Linked DNA regions of Homo sapiens: region 1 is linked to region 2. The links are chromatin contacts, found by Hi-C or POLR2A ChIA-PET in ENCODE. All regions are on one chromosome and are shown on one strand. The core of a region is the stretch at or near the end of the contact, and the rest is flanking DNA. Distances in the headings are between cores, read along the strand shown. Region 1 holds the start of ANO6 (anoctamin 6). Region 2 holds the start of GXYLT1 (glucoside xylosyltransferase 1).

Evidence for each region. Hi-C counts contacts between places; a loop is a spot of excess contacts on that map. ChIA-PET counts read pairs that join two places held with the same protein, here RNA polymerase II (POLR2A). Pooled maps may share reads with other maps.
Region 1: a pooled map shows a loop between it and region 2 (12-fold over the local background). The contact joins the promoter of ANO6 here to the promoter of GXYLT1 in region 2. A Hi-C loop is called at or near these places in 6 of 50 pooled maps. POLR2A ChIA-PET finds 5 or more read pairs at or near these places in 2 of 52 experiments (BJ and OCI-LY7).

The regions. Positions count from the first base shown.
Region 1 is chr12:45,214,729-45,217,780 of GRCh38, forward strand. It overlaps ANO6 (anoctamin 6), which reads left to right and starts at 1,367. Exons shown (of 20, transcript NM_001025356.3): 1 at 1,367-1,663. The coding sequence starts at 1,594. It also overlaps the pseudogene PLEKHA8P1. RefSeq lists enhancers at 1,133-1,232, 2,243-2,372 and a silencer at 1,693-2,002.
Region 2 is chr12:42,143,385-42,146,186 of GRCh38, forward strand. GXYLT1 (glucoside xylosyltransferase 1) reads right to left here and starts at 1,490. Exons shown (of 8, transcript NM_173601.2): 1 at 1,042-1,490. The coding sequence starts at 1,262. RefSeq lists silencers at 878-1,107, 1,188-1,687 and an enhancer at 1,848-1,917.

The sequences.
Region 1 (3,052 bases), core at 117-2,616, 3.1 Mb after region 2:
TTTCCCACTTAAGATTGGTCCCAATGTTTTCTTTCTTTCAGAGAGAACATTAAAAATGTTAGGAAACTGAGGTGCAAGGATTGCTGGAGGCCAGGAGTTCGAAACCAGCCTGGGCAACATAGTGAGACACCCATCTCTACAAAAAAATTTAAGAATAAGCCCCACATGGTGGTGTGCTCCGCTTGTAGTTCTAGTTACTGAACTCCCACCTCGGCAACAGAGCGAGACCGTCTTAAAAAAAGTATGTGGAAGAAAAAACATGCACAGTAGATTTAGTGTTATTGTGATAACCCTAGCACTTCAGTGGAAAAAATATAAACAATTTCAATGAGTAGACAATAACACATATAACCAAGATTTCAAATATACCTTCTAGCCCTTTTGAGAAGTCAAAATTGAACAACCTGAATGTACCAGCTTTTTTGAAAAAAGTTTTGTAGACACGCGATCCCCAAAACCTGCCGTTCAAACAACTCCAAGGGTCTTTAAAGTACTAAATCCCTTTGTATTTGTCCTATCGGTCCCTTTGGTTTCCAGGAAAGCATTAAAAATAAAAATAAAAACTCTCTGCCTTAATTTTATTTCACGACTTTCTTTTCTCTTATTATAGCTTTCCACATTGCTTTAGAAGAGTTTACATCTAACTCTAGTGGTCTTCGGCTTCTTCTCCCTCTTTGACACAGAGGACTAGTTTCAATTGTACAAATAGGCTGGACGCTTCAGCGATTATCTTCCGACCACTCCCTGTGTGCTCGCGCGGGCGGAGTAGGGGGCGCTTCTCCACTCTCCGCGACCTCAATGTATGCGGAAATCCTCCTGCCTTTGTGCACACGTTTATTTAGAAAATTCTCTCCACCCCCACTCCCGTCCGTCCCGCCCCTTCTTCTTTTGCTTATTCTCTGAGTTTTGCCTCTCCTCCCACCCCGACTCCACCGTAATCTTAACCTACCCGTACAGATTCCACTTTCCCACTTCGGAGCTAGAGTAATTTAAGATCCCCCCATTATTAGCTCCACGTCGCCTTTAAAAGCCATTCAAACGAGTTCGCCTTCCAGGGTTCTGCAGTTGTGCTGCAGCAGCATTTCCCTCCTCTCCAGTATCAGACGTTAAAACAAAGCAAGCCACAGTGTGTGTCCACAGACGACCTTGGAACGAAAAGCTGCCCTGTTTGGGATCAATGCTCAGGGAACCCAGTCCACTCCCGCACTCACGTGTTCCCGCCTTGCCCTCCAGCTAGTTCCCCCGCGCGCAGGATCGCACTACTCCCTCTGCAGTCTCGCCTGCCGACTTCCTTCTGCGCGCCTCGTAAAACCGGGGAAGTTCAATCATTCCGCAGCGAGCCGCGGCGGCCGCACTGGGCATGCTCAGTCTCCGGGCTCCGCTCGGCAGGCGAGAGGCGTCCTCCGGCTCTGGGCTCCGGTCGGTGGGTGCCTCGGCTCGGCTTTCCCCGGCGCTGGCTGGGCTCAGCGGCCCCTGAGCCCAAGCGACACACGCCCCGCGGTCCCCGATCCGGCCCCTGGGAGAGCCGCGCCGTTCTGGAACCCGGGAGCCCCCAACTTCGCGCCAAGTTCGGAGCCGCCTTCTGAGGGAGACATGAAAAAGATGAGCAGGAATGTTTTGCTACAAATGGAGGAGGAGGAGGACGACGACGATGGGGATATCGGTGAGCGAGGGGTCCCCGCGTCCCCACCCGAGAGCCCGAGCCGACGCGGGAAGAAGTTCGGGGACTGCGCGGGGGCGCTGTGCTCTCCGCGGGGGAGGTTGGCCGAGACGCTCGGCCGCTCCGGGCAGGGGAGGAAGCCCGCTGTCCCCGGCTGCTTGCAGACTGAGGCCCCGGTGCGGCCCCTGCGGGGCTGAGGCGCGGGGCGCGTGGTGGCCCCGAGGACAGGCTCCTGACGGGCGGGGGATGCTGCCCCTGAAAAGCCTGGCAGCTGCGGGGACGCCTCTGCGTGCGGAAGTCTCCACTCAGAAGCAACTTTGGGGTCACTTCCCCGACTCGCAGAGTGCTAGGGTTGCCCAGGAGCCTCGGCACTGGGGCGAGCCCCCTGGGCGGGGTCCGGGGAGCAGGCCCGCATTTGGAGGACAGGGTGTGACCCATCTGAATCCTCGTTAAAGTAAAAGCCGACCGACGGCTCTGGGAGGTTTGAGGCCTGGCGGGGCGGCCCCGGGAAGTGATTTGTGGCCGCTAGGCGCGCGCTGGAAACCCTTTCCCATCTGCGGAGCCCACCGGAGCTGTGATCGGAGGAGGAATTCCCCCAGGCAGGGAGGACCGCAGGGCCTTTTTCACTCGTCCTGAGGGGCCCTGGGGCTTGGGGAGCAAACCTGGGGTGACCCATTTCTAGTTAGAGTTAAAAATGCATGGAAGTGACAAGACGAACGGAGGGAGAGCTGTTTTAAGAGCAAAAAAAGAAAAAAAGGGCAAACAAAAGGGATGAGAGGAGGTGAGGAAGGGGAAAGGAATGAGAGGACTAGAGAGAAAATCAGGTCCCTAAAGAGAACACTGTCGGGGGATGATGATATAATGTGTCCCTCCAGAAGACTCTAATTAAATTACCAAGCCAGTCTGTTGTGGCGACTCGGCTTAGTCTCCTGGATGCCAAATCAATTTTAAAGCAGAACATCCTGCTGATGTTCTAAAGCCCTGTTGTTATCTAATAACTTTAAAAGTAACTTAATTTTAGGAGTTGGGTGTGGTTTTTATTTCTGTTACATTTTGGGCACGGAATATTTCGATCAAAAAAATTTGGTAACTTCTTGGTTGTCCAGGGACAAATCGAATAGAGGAGATTACACTCCATGATTTAGTTTCACATTTCATTCATTCATTTAAGAACAATTTACTAGTTATTCATCTTTAAGGAGAGAGCAAATAGTAGTAGTTTTTATAGGAGAGAAAACTGAAGCGCACAGGTTGGTCTGCCCAGCTTCTCACACTTTCAAACCCAGGTTTTCTGACTTGTAAAACCAGTGAAGATTAATGCTCTTACCACTGGGTCACTCTGGCTGTTACTACTGTTTAGCAAGATTAAGTAGTACCTGATGATTACATAAA
Region 2 (2,802 bases), core at 240-2,739:
GGGTAAAAACATGACAAGTCCGCTTTCCACGCTGCTCCTCTGCCCAAACTTTCCCCTTTCATTCTGGGAATGACCATCGACTCTCAAAATGATGTTAAACAACAGCCCACAACTGATCTATACTCCCTCTTCCGACAAACCCTATACTTCTCTATATCAAAGCAGCATTTGCCAAGTCTTGGTAGGGAGCACTTCAGGTCATTCCCAGAGAGATGCCCATACATAAGGTGGAAGTGTCCATGTTGCAAGGCAGTGCAAACGCTCAGATTTCAAGCATTCATAATGCGTTGACAGAAACATTTTTTTTCTATTTAAATCTCATGTTGATTCCCACTCTGGCAGTGATTACGTCCTAAGTCATTACGTCGCTTTTTAAATACCAATTTGTCAAGAAAGGTAACTCCATCCCATCCAACAACAGACTTGAGCACGCCAAGTATCGCTCATTTTTCTTAATTTGCTCTAAGTTTCTTAATAAACTGAGTGTTTCCAAAAGAAAATTTCACAACCCGCACAAATGCCATTTCCAAATTTAACTAACCATGGCTAATACTTAGAAGTGTAAGCGTTAACACAGGAAAATCAGCATGAGGGACAAAATACACACACATATACACTCACACACACACACACAATCCTTAAACACTGAACTAGGGCGCCAGCCTCATGTTTAAATATCTCAACTTGAACTCCACTGAAACAAGAGGAAATTCTCACTAGCCAGGCAGCAGTAAGGCTTTTGTGGACACCTCTTATTTTCAAAGAACCCTCTTTTTAAAAAGTTGAAAATTAATTTCTAACTGCTTTAAAGGGCGCATGACTGGGTCAAAAGATAAACACAGAAAGTGTAGGACACTCTCAGGCGGGAGCAGCGCAGGTTTAGCCCCGGCCGGAGGGGAAGGAGGGAAATGAGTGAGGGGTCAGAGACAGGAGGAAAGACGCGGGAGACGCGGCACCCACCGGCGAGCAGCCCGGGCTAGGCCGAGCCCGCGCCCAGCGCCCCGCGCCCGCCGCGTCCCCCACACCGGGAACTGCCCGTACCTGTCCGACACGCCGGGATGCGCTGCGGGGCCCGCGACGCCGGCGCCTCTCACGGCGCCGCGTCCGCCGCCCGCGAGCCAGGAAGCCACCGCGGCCTGCGGCTTCCCGCCACCGCCGCCCGTTCCTTCTTCCAGGGACACGGCGAGCTGGCTGAAAGCGTAAAGGAGCGAGCAGAAGCCGCAGGCCACACACAGCACCACGACGCGCAGGTAGCGCCGCATCGCCCCGGCCGCGCTCCTCCTTCGCCGCCGCCGCCGCGCCCGCCCCGACGAACTGGAGCGGAGGGAGGGGCACCGCGCAGCCGCGGGCGCAACAAGTTCCTCACCCGCAGCCGCCGCCGCCGCCTTGCGCCCGCTCCCTTCCTTCCCTCCCCGCCCACCACCTAGGCGAGCGCAGTCGCGGCTCCGGAGCCGAAGGACTACCCGCCCGGAAGCCTGGACACCGCCTCTGCCGCCGCGCGCTCAAGGGTCAGCGGCAGCGACGCAACCCCGCCCCTCCCCCGGGCGGGAGGGCTGGACGCGCCGGCGCAGTTCGCGTGGGAGGGACGCAGGGCTGGCGCGCAGAGGGTGGTGTGAGTGCGCGGAACGCGGCGCGCCTGAGGGCTATAGCTAGCGCAGGCCGACGCGCAGGTGAATGGGAGCCCTGTGGGTCTCGACCGCCGAGAGAGGGGGAGCGAAAGCCTCAGGGCTCTGGAGGCAGTTGACCTAAATTCTAATTATGGTCCTTCCACATGGTAGTTTGTGACATTGGGCAACCTAAATTCTCTGAGCATGTTTCTTCGTCCCTAAAATGGAGCTACTATCCTCATCATGGGGTGGTTGTAAAGATTAAACTGTTTAACGCTCGAAAACCGCCTAACACTTAGAAGACACTTGACTAGGCCAGTTTCCTCTCCATCCTCCCCCAGCCTCTAAGTTTCTGTGATACTATAATGTGCACGAGCCATTTTCACCCCGATAAGCTCATTGCTTCGTGTGTTTGGTATGCGGACCTTACCTCTTGCCTCCCAGCAGACAGTGAGTTCCTGTAAGGCAGGGCTCTTCCCTTTGACCTTTTTGACCTCCCTCACAACTCATTATTTTCATGTGCAAAACAATTAGTATTCTCTCCACAGAGCTTCTTTCTTCCCCAGTTCTTCTCCCTCTTCTTCTGTGTTTCCACTACGTTCATTCATTGACCATTTATAAAGCATCACTTGTGCCAAGCTCTGTGTGAGTACCTAGGGGTATAAAGAGGCCTAAGTGGAGCGTGGGTGGGACAGCGGATACTTGTAAATAAGCGCAACGCAGTGATAACAGACTTAAGATCCAGGCCTGTAAGGGTGTGGGCATACACACAAAGGAACAATCAGTTCTATCTGTGAGTATGGTCAAGAGAGACTTCATAGCAAAGGTGGCGCTAGAGTCTTGAGTCGGGTAAGGGAAGTAATTCCAGGCTGAAGGATCAATAAACAGGCTCTTGTGTAGGGAACTGTTGAGAAGTTTGATACCACCAGCTAAGTGAATGCAAGAGAGGGTATGATGAGCGATAAGCGCGTAGAAGGGGCCAGATATTTGAGTGCTTTGTTTAGCACACCAAGGAGTTTGAATTTAATCTGCAAGACATTAGTGAACCATTGAAGGGTTTTTAAATAGGGAAGTAACATGATCACAATTGCATTTTAGAGAGCAGATTCTGGCTGTAGTGTGGAGGCTGAAACAGAGAGAGGAGAGATTGGAGGCAGAAAGCAGCACCAGTGCCAAAAAGTGAGGGAAGGGATAC